Linked DNA regions of Homo sapiens: region 2 is linked to region 1. Evidence: chromatin contacts called from ENCODE Hi-C or POLR2A ChIA-PET data. All regions are on one chromosome and are shown on one strand. The core of a region is the stretch at or near the end of the contact, and the rest is flanking DNA. Distances in the headings are between cores, read along the strand shown.

The links. A loop is a pair of places that touch in the nucleus more often than their neighbours do. ChIA-PET counts read pairs that join two places held with the same protein, here RNA polymerase II (POLR2A). Pooled maps may share reads with other maps.
Region 2: a loop to region 1 is called in a pooled map, with 5 times the contacts of the local background. The contact joins the promoter of TIMM50 here to the promoter of LRFN1 in region 1. A Hi-C loop is called at or near these places in 1 of 37 single-sample maps with no recorded cell type and 4 of 50 pooled maps. POLR2A ChIA-PET finds 5 or more read pairs at or near these places in 2 of 52 experiments (Panc1 and activated T-cell).

What each region holds. Positions count from the first base shown.
Region 1 is chr19:39,318,452-39,323,589 of GRCh38, reverse strand. It overlaps LRFN1 (leucine rich repeat and fibronectin type III domain containing 1), which reads left to right and starts at 2,727. Exons shown (of 5, transcript NM_020862.2): 1 at 2,727-2,797. RefSeq lists a silencer at 2,879-3,138.
Region 2 is chr19:39,478,481-39,483,618 of GRCh38, reverse strand. TIMM50 (translocase of inner mitochondrial membrane 50) reads right to left here and starts at 2,781. Exons shown (of 11, transcript NM_001001563.5): 1 at 2,658-2,781; 2 at 1,586-1,736; 3 at 703-734; 4 at 463-484. The coding sequence starts at 2,765. LOC124904718 (a long non-coding RNA gene) reads right to left here and starts at 455. Exons shown (of 2, transcript XR_007067257.1): 1 at 1-455. RefSeq lists enhancers at 2,329-2,378, 2,499-3,093.

The DNA.
Region 1 (5,138 bases), core at 1,478-3,977:
GATTGGCTCTATGAATAAGGCATATCTCCCTCGGTTTCAGCTTCTTTCTTCTTCCATCTGTCTCTCTTATTATTATCTTTTTTTCTCTCCCTCTCTTTTCTACTCCTGTCCAGCCCAGGCCTACCCTCACCCTCTTTCCCCATCACCCCTACCCTGTTCTGCCACATACTATCTGTGTGACCTTGGGCAAGTGACCAAACCTCTCTGTGCCTCTATTTCCCTTATCCATAAAATGGGGATGGTAATAGGACCTCTTCATTTGGCTGTTGTGTAGATTGAATGAAGTGATAGATGTGAAACCCTTAGAATCATTTCTGGCACATAAATAGTGCTGTATATGTGTTCACTTGTGTTGTTGTTGTTATTCCTACCCCCAAGCTCCAGCAGGGAGCACTAGCAACCACGGTGGGAGGTGGGGATGCTGCCTGGGTGGTGGCGATGAAGGGTGGAGTCTGGAGAATAGGGGGATTGTGAGTGTCCCCAGGGACATCTCAGAGTTGCGCTTGGGGTTAAGGTTCACCAGAAGGAGTTATCTGCAGAGCTGAGCTTGATCTGGGGGATAGGGCGGGCTTCATGTAAATAATTTAGGCCAGGCACAGTAGCTCATGACCACCGTGGTCAGGAGTTCAAGACCAGCCTGGGCAACATAGTGAGACTCCATTTATAAAAAAACTAAAACAAAACCAAAAACAAAACAGCTACTGAGGAGGCTGAGATGGGAGGAACACTTGAGCCCAGGAGGTCCAGGCTGCAGTGAGCTGTGATCACACCAGTGCACTCCTGCCTGGGTGATGGAGTGAGACTCTGACTCAAAAACAAACAAATAAAAAAAAAGAAAGAAAGAAAAATTAGACTGGGTGCGGTGGCTCATGCCTGTAATCCCAGCACTTTGGGAGGCTGAGGCGGGCGGATCACTTGAGGCCAAGAGTTCGAGACCAGCCTGGCCAACATGACAAAACCCTGTCTCCACTAAAAATACAAAAAGTAGCCAGGCATGGTGGGACATGCCTGTAGTCCCAGCTACTCGGAAGGCTGAGGCAGGAGAATTGCTTGAACCCGGGAAGCAGAGGTTGCGGTGAGCGGAGACCATGCCAGTGCACTCCAGCCTGGGCAACAGAGCAAGACTCTGTCTCAAAAAAAAAAAAAAAAAGAAAAGAAAAAAGAAAAAGAAAAGAAAAATTAGCCGGGCGTGGTGGCGCACACCTGTAATCCCAGCTACTAGGGAGGCTGAGGCAGGAGAATTGCTTGAACCTGGGAGGTGGAGGTTGCAGTGAGCCGAGATCGTGCCACTCTACTCCAGCCTGGGTGACAGAGTGAGACTTTGTCTAAAAAAAAAAAAAAATTAGGAAAGGGGTTTAGAGGAGGACCTCTGTACAGTGGGATCCAAAACGAGAAGGGTTTGAGACCCCAGGAATCTGGGGCACTGCATGAAACAACACAGATTTTTAGGGGAGAAGTTGCTGGGTTTAGGGACCCTGTGAATATCTCAGAAAGAGAAGGAGAGTGGCCTGAGATACTCAGTGGGGTTTGAGGGAAGGGGTGGGGTTCAGCTATGGGACAGGGGATGGGCAAAGGGGTCTGAACTAGGAAGGAGCAAGGCATTCTGGGCTCTATGGAAGTCACAGGGAGGGGGGACTTTCAGGGTCCAAGAGAAAGAACTGGAGCAAGAAGGAGGCAGGGTCCTCAAGGGGGCAGGACTAGTAGGGGGTGGGAAAAAATTGGGGCTAATTGGGGAGTTTTGGAAACCAAAGGATGTCTTGGAGGAGAAGGAGAGAGAAAGGTGTAAGGTCAAAGGGGTGGAAGATGGTTTGGGGTCTAATGGGGTTCATGGGGAAAGTTTAAGGGTCTTCCATAGGGATAAGAGACATTTTAGGGCCCCCTAGAAGTTAGGCATGGTTTGGAGTTCATACTGGGGGTAAGGGAATGGGTTAGGGTCCTTGAGGGTAGAAGGACATGGCTGGGGGTCCCCAAGAAGGAGTGGAATATGATTTGTGGTTCTGGTGGCTGTAGAATGTGGTTTGGGTCCCCAAAGGGAGTCAGGCACCATCTGGGATTTGGCTGACATATGGTCTGAAGTCTCCCCCGATGTTAGGGTATGATTTGGGGTCCGTGAGGGAAGGGGTGTGGTCTGGGGGTCTATCTGAATGTTGGGATATGATTTAGGGTTGCTGGTGGGGTGGTCTGGATCCCCTTGGATGCTGGGATATGATCTGGGATTCTTCTGGGTTTGGGGGCATGGTCTGGGGTTCCTGACAGTGTGTGGGTCATAGTCTGAGGTCAAGCAGGAGAGCAGGGCATGATTTGTGGTCCTGGGTGGCCCTAGAACATCGCCTGGGTTCTCAAAAGAGGTGAGGCCTGATCCGAGGTCCCCCTGGGTATTAGGACGTGATGGGAGGTCTCTGTAGGGAGATCCGGGGTCCCTAGGCCAGTTGGGGCGTGGTCTGGGGGGGTCTCCGGGGAGGCCGGCGGGGCTGGGGGTGGGGCTGGGGAAGGGTCGGGGGCGGGCCCGCGGCGGCTCGGCAGTGGAGAGGGGTCTGCGGCGGGTTCGGGGCGGGGATCCCGGGTGTGCGACCGCCCCGCCCGGCCGCCCCCACCAGTCGGCGCCCCCTCCCCCCTTGCGGCGGCGGTGGCGGCGGGCGGCGCGGAGGGCGGAGCTCGGCTGCGGCTCGGGAGGGAGGGCGGGAGGCGGGAGGGAGGCGGCCCCGCGGCACCGCGCCCCCTCCCCCGGCCCTCCCCCCACCATGGCGCGGAGCGAGGCAGCGGCGGCGGGGCCGGGCCCGGGGCCCCCCCGGGCTGGGTGAGCGCGGCCTGCAGCGGCCCGGGAGCGGCGGGCGGGGGCGCGGGTGTGTGCGCGGGTGTGAGCGTGCGAGCGTGCGAGTGTGTGTCCGTGGCGCTGCGGCGGGCCCGGCGTGCGCCCGCGCGGCCCTATGTGTGCCCGGTGCCGGCGTGTGCGGCGCCCTGCCCGTGTGGCCATCGGGTGTGCGCGGGGTGTCGAGCCCGGCCGGCGTGTCCGGCTGTGCACGCGTGTCCCCCCGAGCGGCCGCCCCTCCGGCTGTGTGTCTGGGCGCTGTCGCGCGCCCATCGGAGGGGCTGTGTGCAGGTGTGTGTGTGCGTGGGTTGTGTGCCCAGGTGTGGGTCCCCCCCAAGCCCATGTGCGTGCGCGACTAGCTGCTCTGGGTGTTTGTGTCCGGGTTGGATGTCCATCCCCGGGTCTGTGGAGCCGGGTGTGCCCGCTCGGGTGTCCATTTGTGTGTGTGTGTGTGTGTGTGTGTGTGTGTGTGTGTCTGCGGGTTGTATGTCTCCGAGGGTGTGTATCTGTGAGTCCACGGCAGGTTGCTGGCTTGGGGGCTGAGGCTCGGCGCCCAGGCCTCGGTGTGGATTTGGGGGAGGGGAGTTCGCCGCTCCCTCGGTCCATGTCAACTGGGGGGTCCTTAGCGGTCCTGGGGGAAGCGGCCATGTCTTCCCCTTCCCGGTGGTTGCGGGGGGGGGATGGGCGGCCAGGAGGTGGACAGATGGAGGGGGGATGAGAGGCCGAGAAATGGACAGATGGGCCCTGAGGTGGGGGTTGGGGGGCGAAGACCCGGCCCTTCCCCACCCACTCCACCCTAATTCCCCCACCGGCCAGACATCTGCAGACGGAGCCAGAGTTACCTCCATCCTGATGGCCAGGCTGGGGAACCTTTGGGGCTGCTGGTGGGAGGATCTCCTTGAAACGGTGATCTAGGACTCAAACCCCCAAATCCTCTTGAGTTTCCACCTGCTGAACTCTGACCTCTGGCCTGGCTTTTGCCCTGGTTTTTTGGGGGTGTGGAGGGCAGGATGCTGAATGTGCTGCAGGGATGTTAGGATTTCTTGGGCCTGGGAAGTAAGTAGGTGGGGTGGTGGGGGGGTGCCTCAGGGCTGGGAGGAATGTGTGTCCAAGACTGTGTGAGTGTGAATCTGGGCCTGTCTACTGACTGTGCTACTGTGGTTCAGTATTTTCTATGCATTTGGAAGTGTGTAAATCACAGGACTGTTGTGTGAGCATGTGTCTGTTATGAGTGAACATCTTGGCGTGTCTGCAAAGGTGGATCTTTTTGTGCCTGTGTGCGTGTTCCAGTGTGGATCAGCCTCGTATCTGTATGCTTGTGGTTTTGTGTGTGTGTGTGTGTGTGTGAGGTATGTATCTGTTAGCGTGGTGCTGTATCAACTTTGCAACATGGAGATGTGTGAAGTATGAGTGTGTCTAGGCATTTAAGAGTGTGCACTTGTGTATGTTTGCACAGGTGTGTGTGTGTTTGTTAGATGTGTGTGCCCCTGTGTGCTGGTGAGTGTGCAAGGTAGATCTGTTGTAAATGCATGTACCTGGTTGTCTGTTAGGGGGCACATGAGTTTCTCTGTTGTATCTGTGCATTTGTGTGTGTGAACTTGCATGGCAGAGTCAGTGTTGTACATGTATTGTTGCATGCAGGTGTGTCAACCTTGAGGGTATGTATCCATCTATGTTGTGAGTCTGTTTGTGTTTTGGTGTTGGTCTCTGGGGGTTGTGTATGTTCAGACATGTATGTGAAAGACACATGTGTCTGTGCCCTGGCACAAGGCTGTCCCTACTCTTGGGTTCAGTGGGTTTGAGGCCCATGTGGCATGACCTCTGGTATACTGGGGTCCCGCCTGGGGTCCCTGGACACAGTGTGTCCATATGCCAGGCCAAGTGCCCATAGAGGGCGGAGGGCACACAGATCATGTTGCTATGTTCATAGAAATCCAGATGTAGAGACTTGGGTTGTGGGCTTGCGTGGGTTCTGACATGGACACACATGTTGGTGTGGGCAATAGTATCATGGCAAGGATGGGAAACTTTGGCCCTTCCCCAGCTCTTGGTACCGTTCAGGACTTTGGAGTTGAGGGGCTGGGATGTAAACTCTTGGGTTCTAATGGAGGGCCAGAGGTCTGGTCTGGACTCTTGGGTCAGAGGGAAGAGGGGGCTGGGGTTCTTGGCTCCTGAAACCCCAGAGGACAAAGGGCTAAAGTCCTCGACTCCTGGGCTTTGGAGGGTGAACAACCCTGAGGCCTAATCTAGGATTCCAGAGAGGACTTCTGGGTTCCTGTGAGACTATGCAAAACCCGCCACAGGAGGACTGAGAGCGTGATCACACCAG
Region 2 (5,138 bases), core at 1,532-4,031, 160 kb before region 1:
TGACAGGATTGACAGCTACTCTCTACTATCCAATTTGTCATCTACTTCACCACCAAAAGCTGGTTAACCAGAAGGGGAGAGAGGAAGGCGGCATAGTTTTGAAAATGAGCCTAATGGGGTAGGGGCTCGAGGGGGATGGGGAAGGAGTTGGGAACCGCAGATGCTTGGTCTAAGGCACAGGAACCCATGTGTCTGGAGATAGGCCACCCTGTGTCCCCAAGCCCTCCCACCCAAGGCTCCAATCCCCCATCTGTCTCTGACCATCTGCTCGGGGCTGAGGGGCCAGGGAAGTGGGCTTGGGCTTTGTAATGTCCCTCCCCACAAAGCCATCCAGCTGCTGGCTCCCCCACCTCCCCAGTGGAAGGAGGAGGGGCCGGAGACACCAGATGGGGAGAGAGACATCCTTACAAATGACAGAGTTGAGAGGGTCAGGGACTCCAGAATCTGTGCTTGTTTACTCACCATTGTCGAACTCATCAGGAATCTGGGAGGTAGAGAGAAAAATGGAAGGTTTAGGATGTCAGAGGCAGAACCCCATCACATACAGAAAAGGAATCTCCAGGACCCCAAGAGGAACAGGCAAAGGTCACTGGGAAAGAAAGGCTCACTCCAGACCAGCAATGTGCCTGAACAGACCAAAGGGGACCCCTCTCACCCACAGACTAGGACTCCTGGCAAGGCCTCGGTCTCTTTCCCCCTCACCTTGGCACCATTTTCGTCCACCGGGTTGTTTCCTGCAAGGGAGACCAGGATGAATATGAGGAATTAGGGCCCAGTCCCCTGGGTCCCGAGGGAGGAGTGGGATAAGGGGCCTGGACTCCTGGATCTGAGGAAAGAGAGAGGCACAGCCTCCTGGAGTCAAGCCAGGAGGGGGCTGGGAGCCAAGATTCCTGGGTCTTTGAGAGAAATGGGGCTGGGGCTAGGTCTTTTGGGTCTGTGGGATTTTTTTTTTTTTTTTTGAGACAGAGTCTCGCTCTGTTGCCCAGGCTGGAGTGCAGTGGCACGATCTCGGCTCACTGCAAGCTCCGCCTCCCGGGTTCACGCCATTCTCCTGCCTCAGCCTCCCGAGTAGCTGAGACTACAGGCGCCCGCCACCACACCGGGCTAATTTTTTTTTGTATTTTTAGTAGAGATGGGGTTTCACCGTGTTAGCCAGGATGGTCTCCGTCTCCTGACCTCGTGATCCGCCCGCCTCGGCCTCCCAAAGTGCTGGGATTACAGGCGTGAGCCACCGTGCCCGGCCGGGTCTGTGGGATTTAAAGTAACTAGTGGGAAGGCTGGATTTTTGGCTGCTGAGGAAAGACAAAGTTTAGGAAGCTGATCCAGGCCTATCCTTCCCCATCTTCCCCTCTTTCCTTTATCCTGGTACAGGAACCAACTAGAAAGACTAGAACCTTAAGGAGTGGAAGGGAGAAGAAAGAAGACTTCCCTGGTTTTCAAGGTAGGTGTCTTATTTGGCTGCCCTATTGAGGAAGGAGCCAGGGAATGAAGACGAGAGAAGCTGGTAGTGGGCAAGAGTGGGAGGTTCCACAGTGGACCAGGGAGGCCAAGGAACAAAACTGGGGGACAGGGATATGTCCCTCACCAAAGATATAGACGACGCTCACAGTCCCACCAGCTCCAAGCAGCCCAGCAAGCCAGAGCGCAACTTTTTTGGCATAGCTGGGACCCTCTGAGCCCGGCTGCTGCTGTGGCCCTTGCGCCTTAGTGCTCCCGCGGCTCCCGATCTCTGCGGCCTGCGGTTGAGAAAGGGGAGGTCAGCCAAGAGAGAAGAGAGGTCAGGATGGTCCCCACCCTCCAGTCCAAGAAGAATCAAGTTCAGGAGCCAAGAGGCAGACACCCACAGAGCCCTGGACATCTGTGTCCCTGGAGTAGCAGTCAGGATGTGGGGCTGCTCAGAGGGTCAAAACCAGACTGTCCCGCACCAGGATGCCAGGAGTTTTAAAAGCTAACAGGCCAGGTGCACAGGATCCTGAAGGCAACAGGACTGGAGGGTCTGCAGCCCAGAAAAGCAAAGCACGGAGAATAAGGGATGGGAGGGCCTAAACACTGGGATGAGAGGGAACGGAGGGCACAAGTGGTGGGGGAAGGGGTACAGACAGAACCGGGAGTTACGACGTCCGGCTGCTTGGGGCTAAAAGTAGCAGAGTTATAGGGTAAGGGATAGGAGCGGAGGCGGGGAAGGGCAATCACTTGTCTGGGGCTTGGGGAACTAAGGCACAGAAGTGATAGACTTGGAGGTCAGAATGGCTGGGTCTCTGTCAACATGGAGGCAAGTCGAATTGGAAACCCAAACGTCTACCTCGCCACCACCAACGCCACAGAGAAAATAACTCCCACGGCCAGACTGGGACTCCAGCGTCCCAGGCCCCTCCTGCTCAAGTATCACCTGAGTGGTCACTGAAACGGGGAACGGTAACCCCCTCCTCCTCCGGCACCCACGTGGGTGGGAGGTGGGGTCTAAGGACACACCTGGATTCCCAGCCTCCAGCCTAGGGGAGCAACCACCCAGGAGGTTGGGAAGGGCCCCAAAACACAAGCGGCGTTTCATTCAGCACCCTGAGGTGAGGCGTCCCGGAACCCCCAAGGGGCGGCGATATGTCCGTAACTCCAGGGAAGGGACCCCACATTCAGAGGGCCACCCTCGTTCCGCTCACCTGATCTGGGGCCCGGCGGGGCGGCGTCGCCAACCTCGTGCACAGTCCCCGCGAGCCGAGCCGGAGCCCGCTTCGCAAGCGCGAGAACACCGCTGCCGAGGCCGCCATCTTGCGCTGACGCCACGCGGCCCCGCCCACTCGCTCCCTCTTCGCCCGCCCCGGGCCGGAGCTACAGCCAATGGAAACGCGGGGGAGGGGCGGGTGGACGGAAGCCCGAGAGAGACCAAAGGCATCGGGCGGATTGCCGCAGGCGCGTTTGCTTCTGACTAGTCTCCTGGCTGACCCTGGGGGCGACAACTGGGATTCAAAGTCATCTGGACCACGCCCCCTTGGGCCTTGCAGAGCGCCACCGCCCCTGCAAAGGACGCAGCGAAGGAAGGGATCACACTTATTGCCCAGAGATAAAGCTGAGGCCATAATGAAGGGAGTCAGTGGCTGCCTGATTTGTCCAAAAAAATAGTCACGAGTCAGGCCGCTTGTCTCACCGTGTAAGGCAATCGGCCCTCACCTCCCAATTGTCTGAAGGGATGGGTTGCCCCTCCACACCTGTGGGTGTTTCTCGTTAGGTGGAACGAGAGACTTTGGAAGAGAAAAAGACACAGAAACAAAGTATAGAGAAAGAAATAAAGGGGGCCCAGGGGACCAGCGTTCAGCATACGGAGGATCCCTCCAGCCTCTGAGTTCCCTTAGTATTTACTGATCATTCTTGGGTGTTTCTTGGAGAGGGGGATGCGTCAGGGTCATAGGATAATAGTGGAGAGAGGGTCAGCAGATAAACACGTGAACAACGGTTCATAGACAAGGTAAAGAATTAAATGCTGTACTTTAGATATGCATACATATAAACATCTCAGTGCCTTACAGAGCAGTATTGTTGCCCGCATGTTCCACCTCCAGCCCTAAGGCAGTTTTCCCCTATCTCAGTAGATGGAACATACAATCGGGTTTTATACCAAGACTTGCCCAGGGACGGGCAGGAGACAGATGCCTTCCTCTTGTCTCAACTGCGAAGAGGCGTTCCTTCCTGTTTTACTAATCCTCCTCAGCACAGACCCTTTACGGGTGTCGGGCTGGGGGACGGTCAGATCTTTCCCTTCCCATGAGGCCATATTTCAGACTATCACATGGGGAGAAACCTTGGACAATACCTGGCTTTCCTAGGCAGAGGTCCCTGCGGTCTTCCGCAGTGTTTGTGTCACTGGGTACTTGAGATTAGGGAGTGGTGATGACTCTTAAGGAGCATGCTGCCTTCAAGCATCTGTTTAACAAAGCACGTCCTGCACAGCCCTTAATCCATTTAACCCTGAGTTGACACAGCACATGTTTCAGAGAGCACGGGGTTGGTTATAGAGAACCCCGTCATCTATAACAGGGTATGGTTATAGATTAACAGCATCTCAAGGCAGAAGAATTTTTCTTAGTACAGAACAAAATGGAGTCTCCTATGTCTACTTCTTTCTACACAGACACAGTAACAATCTGATCTTTCTTTTCCCCACATTGTCAGAAATAGACATTGAGGCCCAGAAAACGACCTGAAAAGCCAGCCCTCGAAAACTCTTCTGGCCAGGCGCTGTGACTGACACCTATAATCCCAGTGCTTCGGGAGGCCGAGGCAGGAGGATCGCTTGAGGCCAGGAGTTTGAGACCACACTGGGTAACATAGCAAGACTGCAATCTCTATTTTTAAAATTAATAATAATAGGCCGGGCGCAGTGGCTCATGCCTGTAATCCCAGCACTTTGGGAGGCTGAGGCAGGCGGATCACCTGAGGTCAGGAGTTTTGAGACCAGCCTGGCCAACATGGGGAAACCACGTCTCTACTAAAAATAACAAAAAAAAAAAAAAATTAGCCAGGCATGATGGCACGCGCCTGTAGTCCCACCTACTGGGGAGGCTGAGCAGAAGAATCGCTTGAACCCAGGAGGCAGAGGTTGCAGTGAGCCTAGATTGTGCCACTGCACTCCAGCCTGGGCGACAGAGGGAGACTCCGTCTCAAAAAAAATAAAATAAAAATTAATAATAAAACTCTTCCTCACGTGGAGCTGGGAGGCAGAATCTGTTTTCTCTCCCATTCCTTCCTGCCATGATTTTCTATAAAGGACTGGAGAGCCAACCATTTTACCTGAGGCTCAGCCAAAGAACAGCAGTATCTGGCTGTACAGGGCTTGAGTGAGAAACGAATTAGAGGCTATAGATAAGACACCACGAACCTCCCTTAAATTGAGTGGAAGAAAAATCAGATCCTGTTTATGTAAACTTTAAAACCAAATACCAAGGTAGTAAAAATACAAATTCAAGAAAGGGAAAGACACAAGGAACTCGGCCCTCCTGGTTACTTCTGGGGGAATGGATTTAGGGTGCTGCTGAAGTGGGTCCTATCTAGTACATATTGTTTCCTGTTTCCTCAGCTGGCTGATGGGGACATTGGTGTTCTTGGTATATAATCTTGAACGTCTGAAATGTTTTTTGGTGTTTTTT